Linked DNA regions of Homo sapiens: region 1 is linked to region 2. A link is an interaction called in ENCODE POLR2A ChIA-PET data of the cell type or tissue named here. Cell type or tissue: Caco-2. All regions are shown on one strand. Links, peaks and the distances in the headings refer to the core of each region. The heading gives the core; the rest is flanking DNA.

Evidence for each region. ChIA-PET counts read pairs that join two places held together with the same protein. Peaks named below come from ENCODE experiments on the same cell type or tissue, not always from the same donor. Only the 100,000 strongest peaks of a DNase experiment are listed, where the experiment ranks them.
Region 1: POLR2A ChIA-PET joins it to region 2 with 10 read pairs; 2 of 35 experiments call an interaction of 5 or more read pairs at or near these places.

What each region holds. Positions count from the first base shown.
Region 1 is chr16:73,032,696-73,040,157 of GRCh38, reverse strand. The region is part of intron 1 of ZFHX3 (zinc finger homeobox 3); the gene reads left to right. Among named protein-coding and RNA genes, the nearest start is that of ZFHX3, 12 kb to the left of the region's middle. RefSeq lists enhancers at 3,000-3,852, 3,853-4,707, 6,944-7,113, 7,049-7,462. In Caco-2, for the core only: CTCF peaks have their summits at 3,773 and 3,972; DNase peaks (open chromatin) are centred at 2,607, 3,467 and 3,887; H3K4me3 peaks cover 911 bases.
Region 2 is chr16:73,130,534-73,137,995 of GRCh38, reverse strand. It overlaps a transcript of ZFHX3 not described here. Among named protein-coding and RNA genes, the nearest start is that of HCCAT5, 42 kb to the right of the region's middle. In Caco-2, for the core only: no CTCF peak of the experiment used is centred there; no DNase peak of the experiment used is centred there.

The DNA of each region.
Region 1 (7,462 bases), core at 2,517-5,016, 98 kb after region 2:
TGCCAGTGACTCCCCCAGTTCAGACTCTCTGTTAGAGGCCTACTCTTGCTTGTGGGGGAGCCTGCCTTATGTTGCTTTGAGTTTTAAGCCCCATGTTTACCTACTAGCTTGAAAAACAGAGCTGCCCAGACATAATCAACCCTTGACACTCAACCCAGTCTGGCGACAAAGCGATTATAGTTTTTAAATTATTAGTAGTATTTTCATTTCCTCACATTGCTTATACCGCTCAAACTTATGACCAGTTCCGAGCTCTGGAGAGAAGCCATTTTGCAAAGGGATGTCCCCTCCTGCTCCTGGATATCTGAGTATTAAAAATTTGCTTGGGTTGTGCATGGTGGCTCATGCCTGTAATCCCAGCACTTTGGTAGGCCTAGGCAGGATTGCCTGACCTCAGGAGTTTGAGATCAGCTTGGGCAACGTGGTGAAACTCCATCTCTACTAAAAATAAAAAAATAAAAAAAGAGATACTTGGGTGGATCTCAGGCCTGGTCACTTCCTGGTTGTGTGTTGGCACTGTTGATGTTTGGGGATAATTGTTTTTGGGGGGAGTGGGCCACCTTGTGCATTGTAGGACATTTAGTATCCCTGGCATCTCCCCACTAGATGCCAGTAGCACCTTCTTCCCTTGATGTGACAATCAAAAATGTCTGCAGGAATTGCCCACTGTCCCTTGGGGAGGCAAAATCGCCTCCAGTTAAGAACACCTGAAATAGAGGTTACATTTGCTTCTCCTGGTCTAAAACAATGGCAGGTTCCCGGCCACTCCCCCCATTTAGACACCTTCACTGCAGCCTGGGAGTTGAGCAGCCTCTGCGTATGTGATTCCACCTGATACCAGATGATGCTGTTTGCTCAATTTTACACTGGTCTTTTTGGCATTTAAAAATGAAGAATCTGGGCTGGGTGTGGTGGCTCAAGCCTGTAATCTCAGCACTTTGGGAGGCAGAGGCAGGCGGATTGCTTGAGCTCAGGGGCTTGAGACCTGCCTGGGCAACATAGGGAGACCCTGTCTCTACAAACTTTTTTTTTTTTTTTTTAATTAGCTAGGCTCGGTGGCATGTGCCTGTAGTCCCAGCCACTCAAGAGGCTGAGGCAGGAGGATCTCTTGAGCCCAGAGGTTTGAGCCCAGGGGTTCGAGGCCAGCCTTAGCAACATGGCAAGACCTTGTCTCTACAAAAAAAATACAAAAATTAGCCGGGCGTGGTGGTGCACGCCTGTATTCCTAGCTACTCGGGAGGCTGAGGTGGGTGGATTGCTTGAGCCCAGGAAGTAGAGGCTGCATTGAGCCGTGATTGTGCCACTGCACTCCAGCCTGGGTGACAGAGTGACATCCCGACTCAATAATAATAATAATAATAATAATAATAGTAATAAAAAGGAAGAGTCTTTCCTTTTAGAGCATGGTAATGTGCTAGCACTTGAGGTGGTAACATTTGCACCTCTCTAGTGCTGTCCAATAGAGAGAGAGAGAGAGAGAGTACAAGCTTATATGTAATTGTACATTTCCTAGTAGTCATTCATAAAAAGTAAAAAGAAACAGGTGGAATTAACTTTAAAACAGATATTTTCAGCAACCCACGATTTCACCATGATGTTCTGGTCTCAACGCTCAGAACCAGCCCCATGTCCAGTGCTCAGAAGCCGCGTGCAGTTGTGGCCGTCATATTGGATGGCTTAGTTCTCAGATGATTCTGGGCCTTTGCAGCCATGACGTCAGGTCGTTTTCTACTGTTACTGAGTCAGGGAGGAAGTTTTTTTCTTCTGTTTATTCTCTGAAAGGTAAGGCCTTCCTTGGCTGCACAGCTGCAGCTGAGAAGCGGATTCTGAAGGGGCAGGGTCTCTAATCTCTAGGGAAGCTCCCCCAGCCTCCACAGTGGGGAAGCCCTCTAGACAGGATTTTGGGCTGAGCCTGGATAGTTGGGGGGGTGGGGGAGTCAATATCCCGAGGGCCCCGTGGACTCTCGCACCACACAGACTAATGCTTCAGGTTAATTTTGTGTACAAGGTCCCTTTTGTTGGACAAGGGGATGAAAGTCCACAGCTGTGACTGGAAAGAGGGGAAGGACCCTCTGGGATGACCTTGTTTTGGAAAGTCTAAATGGAATACTAATGGCCGAGATCTAAGAAGGGTGATGTATGTGTGTGTTTGACTGGGCTTAAAGATAAGGTGAAGAGTATTTTAAAAGTTGGTGTGCAGCTTCCCAGATAACCGTATGCCTGGGGCCAGTTACGATTTATGGCAAGCTGGTAGTCATGGCTGTGTGTTGGTCTCACTTTATCTTTTGAATCCTGGCTCTATAGCTTAACCGGTGGTGCTCTGTTTGTTTATTTTATCTTTTTTGGGTGGGTGGGGGACATGGGGGTCAGCCAGGTTTTACAGTGAAGCATAGCAGCATTTTATAACACACGAAGGGCTGTTCATATTTCTGCTCCTGGGTGCCCTGGGCTGTGTCACTTTTTACTGTCCCTAATGATAGCACATGCCAGGGTGTTGCATTCTAGAGTTTCCAGGAGCCTGAAGTGCAGGCCCCCATCTTGTACAGTGCCACAAGCTTGCCAGAGCTGTGAGCCGGGGAGGAGGTGTGGAGGCCTTAATATAGCTCCAAGCCCCAGGTTTCTTTCATCTCTGAGGTCAGCTTTTTCCTGTTGCCTCTTGACTTATTGAAACTGTCGCCGGGCTGGCCAGCACACCCAGCAGACTTTCCTAGTAAACAGAACAGCCCTGGGTGGCAGGTTCTTCGCTTTTTCTAGACGACAGATGAGCAGTGGGATCTTATGTCACTCAGTGGGACATTTCATATCTCCTCTGAGTCATTCCCTAAAAACCGCTTTTCTTAGAACTTAAAGAGATGCAGAATTTTACAGTAACCATGAAATTTCATGGATGCATTTGAATAGCAACCGGATATTTGAATACCTCCTTACCCCAGTATTCCTAAGGAAGAACTTTACACTGAAAAATACTCCCAAACTTTGTGTTTGGAAAACGTATGTTCTTGAGCTAGTTTGGACTCCGCTTTTAATAGTCGGGTTGTGATATACGGGTGTATCTTAAATCTGGGGTTCTCTTGTATTTGTACTTTGACAAGGTATAGTTGATGGGAGGGTGGGGTGAGGGTCTTTTATTTGCGCAGCAGTAAGGATGAAATGGGCAGTTCTTCTGATTTTTGGATGTTGTCTACAAAAATAACTTCTCTCACAATAAATTGGCATAGGAAGTTTGCGGGTGTGTTTTTTTGGAGGGTGAGAGATGTGGTCTGACTTCCCTCAGACTCTTCGCTTCACCTCTTGAGTAGGCCACGGCCATCTGCTTTAACAATTTTATTTTTTTTCATTTTAAATCCTCAAAGACAAAGGGACCTGGAAGTTCAGACCTGTCCTGCCACATTCCTGAGTAATTTGGTTTTGATTAACCCAAGGAGAAAAGTTGGTTTCTCCTAGCGACCGACCGAGGGGATCAAAGCGCCGGGAGGGGCAGTTCCCCTGATACACCCAGTCCCCCTCCTCCCTCTCTCCTGCCGGCCCCTCTCCCCTCCTCTTCCTCTACCCTCTACCTCCACCTCCCTCCTCCTCCCTGCGCCTTTTCAACCTCCCCCTCTTTAGAAGCTGAGCAGGAGTTATTTCCACTTTCTGACTCTCACAGAAGTGGAAGCGTATCATAGAGCTTTGGGTGGACAGACCAGGGAGAAATACATCCCCCCACCCATCCCTTTCTTCCTAAACTCCTTTTCCCCCCACAAAGCGGCAGAGCGCATTCCTGTGCTAATCCGGCTGCTGGAGGAATGCAAATGGCTGTAATTGTGTGCCTCTGGACCGGCCTTCCGCATCTGTGCAGCTTTTCTTCTTTGAGGAGGTGGCTAAAAAGTTCATTTACATAGAGAAATGAGACTGGCCTTGTGATCCCTAGTGGCAGAATAGGGACTTTCTAATAGGAAAGGGGCCACATCTGTGCTGCCTGCACCTTCCTCCCGCAGCCCTCCCCAGTTGTAGAGAGAGAGAGAGACAGAGAGAGAGAGAGTCTGTCTATGCGCGCGCACGCGTGTGCTGTGTGGTATGTGTGTATGGGGTGGGGGAGAAGGTGGACACCAGGCCCCTGCTGGGCATATTTTACAGAAGGGCAGTTAAAAGGGAGAAGTCTTCTCTTGATAGTAAGAAATCAGGCTGGAGTAGGAGACGGCTTACTTTTGGACAAGCCTCGTGGGTAGTCCTGGTATTAAACCACAGTAAATGACTTATTTTTATTTTGTTTTTGAGACAGGGTCTCACTCTGTCTCCCAGGCTGGAATCCAGTGGCACAATCTCAGCTCACTGTGCCTTCCTCCTCCTGGGTTCAAGTAGTCCTCCTGCCTCAGCCTCCCGAGTAGCTGGGACTACCAGCGTGGGCTGGTTTTCCACCATGCCCGGCTAATTTTTGTTTTGTTTTGTATTTTTAGTAGAGACGGGGTTTTGCCATGTTGGCCAGGCTAGTCTCGAACTCCTGAGCTCAAGTGATCCACCTGCCTCGGCCTCCCAAAGTGCTAGGATTACAGGTGTGAGCCACAATGCCTGGCCTATTATTATTTTTTAAAAGCACGCTGTGGGTCCCAGAAGTGATTTATTTTTTCTTAGTTTATACTTGAGTTTGGCAGTGAGTTGTTGGATACTAAGATTGTTCAGCCCATTTAAAAGTATCATTTGGGAGCCAGTACATTGTAGCTTTAGGGAGATGTTCAAGACAGACAAGAGAAGTCTGTCTCAGTCATATCCGAGAACACTTAGAATCCCGCCTGAATCTGAAGTTGAAAGACAGGCAGAGGTTCTGAAACAGGACCATCCAGTAGAAATACAGTGTAAGCCACGTAGGTAATTTTAGATTTTCTATTAGTCACATTAAACAATGAGAAACAGGTGGAATGAATTTTCATAATACATTTAGCCCAGTATATCCAAAAGGTTATCATTTCCACAGGTAATCAATATTAATAAAACTATTAATGAGATATTTTACATCCCTTTTTTTTGTACCAAATCTTTGGAGTCCTGTATTTTTATACCTTCAGCACATCTCTATCGAGACAAGCCACATGTCACAGGCTCGGTAGTGACAAGGGTCGGTGGCTACCTAGTGGATGGTGCAGCTCTGGAATAAAAGATTGCTGCCCTGTGCTCTTCTGAGACATTCTGTTGATGGAGCCAAGTCAGCCATCACCCCTGTGACCAGCTGCTTGCATTTACTGGGGAATGGGTGCAGGCTCAGTCTGCACACAGCGGGTTTGGTCAGAAATGCCTGGCTCCCCCGACATGCTCATGAGATTGTTAGGAGATAGAACTGTGACATTGGGGTGCCAGTGTTCTGTAAACTGCTTCCTGGCGTACAGGTGGGGGTGCTCACCTGACTGTGAAAACCTTCCCAGAGGCAGAAGACCAGCAGTGGCAGCAAGGCACGGGCCACCTCCTCAGGGGACAGCCCCACTCTCATTCATTCCTGTGAGTGCTAGTGTGTTTGTTACAACAGACTTACTGCTTCATGTATATTACTGAAATCACAGACAGGGCTGCAGGGAGCCTCTAGAAATGCTCGTTTCACCCTCTCCGTGGTGGGTTGCTAGTTTGGGGCAGGAGGAAGGCATGAATCTAGAACCTTCTACCTGTAGGTAATTGGTGTGGTTTTTCTGACTTCACAGTCATTTCTAGCACCACACACACAGGCTTCCGGTTTGGCTAGTCCAGGGACTGTGTGGTGCATTGCTTGGAGGGGACTTTCTCTTAGAGGCTCTAGTGCCCCCCAAGATGAGAGTTGTAGGAGCTGCCACTGTTGGGAGGGTCACCGATTCCAGCAAGAAACTTCCCCTCGCCTTCTTCTCTTAGTGTTTATTTGGATTTCTGCTTTCTTGCCTTATCTTGATGCCGCGGAATGGAAACCTTCCCTAGTCGAGGACCAGTGGGCGTCTCCCATTGGAGGAGGAGAAATGGAGGGACAGAGGGTGACATGGAAAACTCAGAAACAACCTTGTCCATGAGAATCAGGGGTGTAATGGAGGCAAGCAGTCCCATCCTAGACTTTTTTTTTTTTTTAAGTTCGTTACAGTTTTTCTTGTTCACCCAGAAGTGACTTCTTTTCAAAACTAAATGATTTCAGCCTTGGTACCATTACAGCTCTTCTCAGTGAAATAGCAAGGAGAACTGTCTGCTGGCTTCTAGCAGAAAGCGCCACTGTGAAATGTACCCTAGAGAAGATGCTGCTTTCAGATGCTTTCAGAGCGGCCGGGAAGTCCTGGAGTCTTCTCACTGTTGACCTTAGCGTTCCTTGGTCAATACATGTGACAACAACAATTTTCCTTTGCCATTGCTGTTCCCAGAGCACCCAGCCAGCCTCCTACGATTTGAGGCTCTCCTCTAGGATGCCAGTGGGATTTGTGCCCCTGGTAAGCTGAGAAGCGGGTGTGGATTTGGGTTTGGAGGGAGGGAGGTATCGAATTCCTTTAACAGGCTGGCCTCCTGGCAGGCAGGAAAAAAACTGTGAAAGTGTGAGGTGGAAGGGGCCCCGGCGCTGGCCTCTGCTGGGGACAGAGCATCGCAGCTGTCTGACCCCGGGTGAAAAGTTCAAATCTGCATTTAAAAGGAGTGCCAGTCCCCCCCCACCCCCCGCCTGCCCCCTTTCCCCCCAGTCAAGTTGAAACTGTTCACGTTTTAGAGGATATGATCAGGCCCTGTGCTGGGACACCAGGCAGCCCCGCTTCACTTCTGTCAAGACCCAGTGCTGGGGGGCGGCGGGGGAGCTGCTCAGCTAAGACGCAGTTCTTGAATAACAATAGTAGTTGAGGACGAACCCTCGGAGGCGCCTGGAAGGGAGGGGAAGTTTCTCCCTCAGTCAGACACTGGGCATTTAACCCCTTTTTCTCCAGGTGCTTTGCAAGGCCGTTCCTCTTCTGTCCTCCTCTCCAGGTCATTGGTGGGTTATGTGGGGGTGCTGGCAGGGCTCCAGGGTACTGGGGGTAGGGGGTAAGGAGGTGTCTGGCAGCTGAGGTCACCTGTCCATGGAGGGTGGTGGAGCTCAGGCCTGGAAGGGCTGCTCCCCTGTCGCGTGGGGTCAAGGAGGGCCCAGGCTTGGGGAGAAACTTGAGTGGGTTGGGATGAGAGCCTGGCTTCTGTTTTCCATGCATCTACCTTCTTCCTTCCCCATCCTGCTCCTGCTGCCTGGCACCCAGTGGGGTCTGGCCGCAGCCCTGCCTGAAACCCCCTCCACTGGGGCTCTGATTTGTTTACTGGAGCATTAGGTGAATGTAAACAGTTCAACCTCTCCGGTTTTATATGCTTAAAGGGTCTGAGTGTGAATACAAATGGGTATTAGGCCCCTGTGGTTCCAATGACTGTCCTCCATCCGCTCTCGTTGCTAACTAGCAGGTCTTTAACCTGCTGGGGGGAGGAGGAGGAAAAGAAAGTCCTTTGCAAGCGTGTGGACTCTGGGATGTCTCTACTT
Region 2 (7,462 bases), core at 1,919-4,418:
AGGGATTTTCTCCGATGACAAGCAATTTTCATTATTTCCTTCTGTCGGCAAAGTCATAGCAAGATCAACTAAAGAACTGGATATTCCCCCACCCCCCAATACCCCAAATCTAGCAAATACAAAAAAAATTTTGAGTAGCCTTATAGGAAGGCAAAACAAAACAAAAGCATTATAACAAAGCTGCTGTTTGAGATAAGTTTCCTTTGGTCCTGCCACAAAGATAATTTTTTTAATTCCATGCTTTCTCTGGCTTCCTTCATACAGATTTTCTGAACATCCTAATTTGGTGTTTGTATCATTCAACATCTATTACTGTTTTAGGACCACAGTTATTATTTTAATTATAATTTAAAGCTGCCTAATATACCCGGAGGTCACTGGGCACCTAAAAGAAATAAATAAAAACAACTTGCCATTTTTAAAGGCAGCATGTTTATTTGCAAGTCCCACGAGCCACTCAACCAAGACATCATAAAACCTTCAAATAAACTAAAACGGAAACAAAATAAAATGCCCGTTCTTAATCTCCTTAGAAGGCAAGCAGGAGAAAGTTGCAGCTAGCTGAATGCTGGCATGAGAACTCTGGGGGCGATTTCATTACTGAGTTCAGGAACTGAAGTGTGTATCTCAACATCCATATTCCATATTCCAAGCTGCGGTGGGTTTACAGTCCCTGAGCCTTGATGTAAAGTTTCAGTCAATGAGAGGTCAGTATAGCAATGAATCTGGTGCAGAAAAAGAAAGGGGTAGGTGAGAGAGGCTTGCAAATGCCTACCTACTGTCTACTTTATCCAGATAGCACTGGCTAGCTCTCTGCAGTGTAGGTATCTACAAAGCAGTATCGATCTCATCAGCTCTGATATTTTAAAATGTAGAATTGCTGAAATATCAAAGTCTAGTGATTTTATATTTAGAAGGCAAAAGAAATTTCAAGACAGTTCCATAATGTTCCTACATGTGAGTTTCCATAACAGAAAACAGTAAAATCATTTTCCAATCATTTACTGCTAGCATTTTCCATGTAATCAAAGCTGTTATGGTTTGTTAAGCAACAGAATTATCTAGTAGGCAGGAGGCTTATGCTGCTCCAAGACCTGCTAGCTACACAAGTATGCAAATCACCAAGTATTGTAGAAGCTGTTAGATAAACATTGTCAGAATCTCCAGCAGAAAGCATTTCTTCCCTGCACCCCTAGAATTGTCTTATTTGATTGGTGCAAAAGTCATTGCAGTTTTGGCCATTACTTTTTTTTTTTTTTTTTTTTTTTTTGAGGCAGAGTCTTGCTCTGTCACCCAGCGTGTAGGGCAGTTGGTGCAGTCTCAGCTCACTGCAACCTCTGCCTCCTGGGTTCAAGTGATCCTCCCACCTCAGCCTCCCAAGTAGCTGGGACTACAGGCATGCACCACCATGCCTGACTAATTTTTGGTGTTTTTAGTAGAGACGAGGTTTCACCATGTTTGCCAGGCTGGTCTCGAACTCCTGACCTCAAGTGATCTGTCTGCTTTGGCCTCCCAGAGTGTTGGGATTACAGGCATGAGCCACCGCTCCCGTTGGCCATTACTTTTAATGGCAAAAACTGCAATGACTTTTGCACCAACCTAATAGATAGTTTAGAATGAAGCTCTTTGGGAACCAAAGAACTGGACTGTCAAGTTTGGGTCACCCCAAATTCCAAAAACAAGGCAGAAGAGTGATGTCCTCAGAGTGGCAAAAATGGAGTCCCCAAGATCTCCTTGTTTACTGTGGAAGACATAGGAATAAAAGAAGGACAAGAAAAAGGAAAGGAAAGGAGTTAATTGATACTCAAGGTGGCAAACTCAAGTGGCTCCATGGATTATGCAAATAATACAAATAATCACGCCTGTAATCCCAGCACTTTAGGAGGCCGAGGAGGGCGGATCACAAGTTCAGGATTTCGAGACCATCCTGACCAACATGGTTAAACCCCGTCTCTACTAAAAATACAAAAATTAGCTGGGCATGGTGGCGTGTGCCTGTAATCCCAGCTACTCAGGAGGCTGAGGCAGGGGAATTGCTTGAACCCAGGAGGTGGAGGTTGCAGTGAGCCGAGATCGCACCACTGTACTCCAGCCTGGGCGACAAAGCGAGATTCTGTCTCAAAAAAAAAAAAAAGAATATAAATAAGTGAAGTGAGCCTAGTATAAGGCAATAGGGAGAGGTAGGGACCGTGGAAACCATGCCCAGCCTAAAAGGCAGCTGCTACTCAACTTTAGTTGAAGTTTCCTAAGCCCAGTGTAACCAAGGCTTTCAATTAAGAGAAGCTGGAACTATTTTTTTTAACCTGAAATATCTCAAATTTTGATTGTTGGCAATCAATTTGATTCGAACATCCGCACATAGAATAGTGTTTTCTTTGGTATGTGAAAAGACTTCCACAGGCCACATTCAGTTCATAGGTCATAAGTTTGCAACCTCTCAGAGAAGTGAGCGATTCGGAACTAAAAATGGCAGCAGGGTCGAAAGCTTGGAATGGATAATTTACATTGAAGAGTTCTTTTATTCTCTGTCCTTGGATAAGGGACAGTCTCATCAGGCCTTTGTACTAATTCCCATCCACGAAAGAAAATAAATCCTTTTTCTCTCCCATTCTATCCAATGTCCTGGAACCTAAAATAACATTTAGTCTGCTCCATCTGTTCTTTCTGATTCTCTTTGTACATATTGAGCTGGTGAATGAACTCGGTGTGTACTGAGCTAGGCAAGGGTTTATGATCTTTTAGCCTTCTGAGATGGAGATGGATAGATGCATAGAAAGTATTCACAGAGGGCAGAAAGCTCTATTGCAAGATTTCTTGGATAAGCTATAATACAGTTTATTGGTTATTTAAGAGTATGCTTATTGATTAAAGATATTATCCTTACAACAGTCCTGGCATTTCACTTAAATATATTGGTATTCAGAGAGTGTATCAGTCTGTTTTTACTAAGTAATGATGCAGTAACAAAAAACCCCTGAGTCTCAGTGGTTTGCAACAAAGATACATTTTTGTTCAATCAACACAGGTTGATTGCATCTCCTCTCTATTTTGTCTTTATTCTGAGACCTGAGCTGAAGTTGCTGCTTGGGCCTGACTTCAAAGCATTCTCATGCTAGAAGGGAGAAGAGAAAAAATCACATGATGACTTCTAAAATTTCTGCTCAAAAGTAGCAAACATCACCTCCTCTTACATTTTATTGGCAGCCAAAGCAAGTCACATGGCCAAGTCTGATGTTGATGAGATGGGAGAAGGATAATCCTCCCATAAGGAAGGGTAATATTTGGAAACAATTAAAAAAAAATCTCCCACAGTGGGTACTGTCTCAGGGACTTAGAAATAGAGAAATAAGAACTAACAGGGAGCCAGGTGCAGTGGGGCATACCTGTAATCCCAGCACTTTGGGAGCCTGAGGCAGGAGGATCACTTGAGCCCAGGTGTTCAAGACCAGCCTGGGCAATACAGCAAGGCCCCATATCTAAAAAAAAAAAAATGTTTAGTTAGCTGGGTGTGGTGACACGTGCCTGTGGTCGCAACTGTTAGGGAGGCTGAGGCAGAAGGATCACTTGAGACCAGGACTGAGCCGTGATAACGCCACTGCATGCCAGCCTGGGCGACAGAGGAAGACTGTCTCTTAAAAAAAAAAAAAAAAAAAAAAAAAAAAAAGAGGTGGGGAGACTAACACGGAAGGTCACTAACAGCTATTGTTAGAAAAACAAAGCTAGTCCTCAAAGTCTGTTCCGATCCTGCTAGGGGCCATTGAGGTCATCTGAGTTGTGAGTGGTTAAAAGCATGGTACCTGAAGTCAGACTTGCTGGGTTCAAATCGTAGCTCTACCATTTACTATCTGTGAGACCTTGGATACATTACTCAACCCTTTTGTGCCTCAGCTTCCTCTTTTAAGCACACCTACCTCATAGGGCTACTGGGGGGATTCAACGAATGAATATTAGATATAGGCGTAGACATAGATATAGATAGACACAGAGCACTTGGAACAGTATTTGGCACATAATAAGTATCGGCTATCACTACAGCAATTATGACTGGAAAGCCATCAGTCCAAATGCATCTCAGCTACCTAGATTACTCCAGGTACGAATCCCATATTAAAATGCAGGCACTTGTGGGAGGGCTAAAACATTAAGTTCAGCTAATACTTTCTTGGGGATTACTGTGAGAGCAGCTTCTAACAGGGTATGTCCCAAGAAAGGGATCTGGAGATGGAGAAAACAGAAATTGGTGGACAGGAACCCCCAAAATACCACAAAGAAAGTACCACAAATTAGGTGGCTTCAATGACAGAAATTTATTTTCTCATAATTCTGCAGGCCAGAAGCCCAAGATCAAGGTGTTGGCAGGACTGGTTTCTTCTGAGGCCTCTCGTCTTGGCTTATAGCTGGCCATCTTCCTCCAGAGTGTTCACATGGTCTTTGCTCTATGTGTCTGTGTCCGAATCTCCTCTTCTTAAAAGGACACCAGTCTTATTGGATTAGGGTCCACCCATATGCCCTCAATTTACCCTAATGACCTCTTTTTTTTTTGAGACAGAGTCTCAAGTAATTCTCCCGCCTCAGCCTCCCGAGTAGCTGGGACTACAGGCACTCGCCACCACACCTGGCTAATTTTTGTATTTTTAGTAGAGACGGGGTTTCACCATGTTGGCCAGGCTGGTCTTGAACTCCTGACTTCAGGTGATCCACCCACCTCAGCCTCCCAAAGTGCTGGGATTACTGGCGTAAGCCACCACGCCCAGCCCCGAATTACCTCTTTAAAGGTCTTATCTCTAAATACAGTCACATTCTGGGATACTGGGGGTTATGGACATAATTCCACCGTAACACTCAGTTACACATTAGAATTCCCAAGAGATGCCCAGACCATGCCCTAGACCAAAAGCATCAGAACTTCTGTGGGTGAAATACAGGGCTCTGAACTTCTTAAAACACCCCAGGGGCCTCCCATGTGTTGCCAAGGTTGCTCATCACTGGAGCAGCTGGCCTTCCACTCAGAGCACTCTTTGGTGATCCATATTTTGCTGTGCCATGCATCTTCATGAATTTCTCCATCACGATCGGCCAAACCGACCAGGAGAAGAACACTTGCTGACGAAGACGAGAGGGAGAGATGGCCAACATCGAGCATTTGTCTTCCCTCTCCTCCTGATTGATCACTTTATACAATAATAAAACTTTTAAAAGGTTGAACCTGAACTGAGGCTGTGACTGTGACACGATTAATCAAACCCTTGAAGAATCATGTTACATTATGTGCTTCAAGCATTGATCCACTTCACTAAAAGTTGGCCTGAAATACAGCCTAGACACAGGATATGGGATCTGTAAGAAACGGCCGGGATGCTGTCAATTGCTTTGTGTCTCTGTGTGATATGTGGTCCTATAGCAGACCAGACCATGAAGCAGGACAAATTCCAATGCATCAGAGAGGACATCATCCAGTCCCCAGCTGGCCCCAAATTGCTAGGAGTGGAACTACAGAGAAGAGAGAGCTGATTACGGCGTGTTCCTGAAACCTGCTATCATAATACCTTCATCCACGAGGCTCCCAGTCTCCTTCCCTCTTCTTGAATTGATTCCAGACAATCCCAGGATCTCTGACACCATAAAGTTTTCTCCAGGGAGGCACAAGTTTGGGTCCTCTCTAAATCAAAGTTTTAAAGGACCAAGTGCATCCCCTCTCCACTCTTTTTTTTGAGACAGAGTCTTGCTCTGTCACCCAGGCTAGAGTGCAGTGATACAATCAAAGCTCACTGTAGCTTCATTCTCCTGGGCTCAAGTGATCCTCTGACATCAGCCTCCGGAGTAGCTGGGACTACAGTTGTGTGCCACCTCATGGGGCTAATTTTTAAATTTTTGTAGAGATGGGGTTTCACTATGTTGCCCAGGCTGGTCTTGAACTCCTGGCCTCAAGCAATCTTCCCACCTCGGTCTCCTAAAGCACTGGGATTACAGGTGTGAGCCACTGCACCGGACCCTCATCCCTCTTGCATCACAGGGAGGCATCAAGCCAATAATAATACCTAGCATCTCTGTGCAGTGCTTTCTAGTTAACCGAGCAGTTAAACATCCCCAAACATGTGAGCCTCACAACAGCTCCAGGAGGTAGGTGAGCCAAGATTTTTGATCCCCATTTCCCAGAAAATGCAACTTGCTGGGAAAGGAATGTGAGTTGCCGAGATCATAGAATGTGTGGTAGAACTGGAATACAGTACCTAGTTTTAGGACTCGGATCCAGTGGCTTTTCGTAACTCCCTGCTGCAGGCAACATTGGAGACCACAAAAGAAATCAGATCTTGTACTGGCCCCAGGCAAAATCAGGTAAAGGCAAAGCTCCTTTGATGCTTTCGCCCTCTCCTCTGGATATCCCTCCCACCCTGTGAGGCTCACTGTGTCAGCTCACACTTTGACTAGTATCTCTGGGTCCTAAAGTCTCTCTGTCTCTCTGTGTTCCCCTCTTAAAAGTACCCTGTCTGACTTAGCTGGTCCAGTAGGAAGAATCAGACGTGCCCTCAAAGCCCAGCTTGAGCTAGCTGAATGACCTTGGACAAGTTACATTTTGCTTTTTCATTTCCTCCTCTGTGAAATGGATTCTTACTAGAACCTACTTCCATAGGGTTGAATGAAAGATTGTATGAGTCATGTACATAAAGCACTCTGGACCATGAATTGCGTTTATTAAGTACTTCACAAAGGCAGTTGTTTTTTTTAAATGATTTATATTTAGGCATTCATTATATATAACAGGCATAGTAGCTGACCTTTTGCAGGTCCTGCTATGTAATGCTGTGCGTTGACTTGTGCTCATGGTATTTTCATATGTTCTTTCATTGAATTCTCATGTCAACCCTAGAAAACAAGTCCTATTATTACTCCCACTTTACAGATAGAGAAGCTGAGACACAAAGAAGTTAACAAGAGCCAGCAAGGGACAGGACCTGGATTGGAGCCCAGGGGGTCTAACTCCAGAACCAGCGCCACCAGCTCAGGCACAAAGCGGCAGTTGCATAGAGGTTGGTGACAAATGTCTTATAGTGCCCCTAGCCATTTGCATTTTAAAATAAGACTGTCTGGGCCCAGCGTGTTGGCTCACCCCTGTGATCCCAGCACTTTGGGAGGCCGAGGCAGGTGGATCACCTGAGGTCAGGAGTTCGAGACCAGCCTGGCCAACATGGCGAAACCCTGTCTCTACTAAAAATACAAAAATTAGCCAGGCTTGGTGGCAGGTGCCTGTAATCCCAGCTACTTGGGAGGTTGAGGCAGGAGAATCCCTTGAACCCGGGCAGCGGAGGTTGCCGTGAGCTGAGATCACCTCCATTGCACTCCAGCCTCAGAGACAGAGCAAGACTCCATCTTAAAAACAAACTATTGTTTTGTTTTGTTGTTATTTTCTTCCCTATATACTCCACACTTTAAAAAGTAATGAACATCATGTTTTAAAATGATA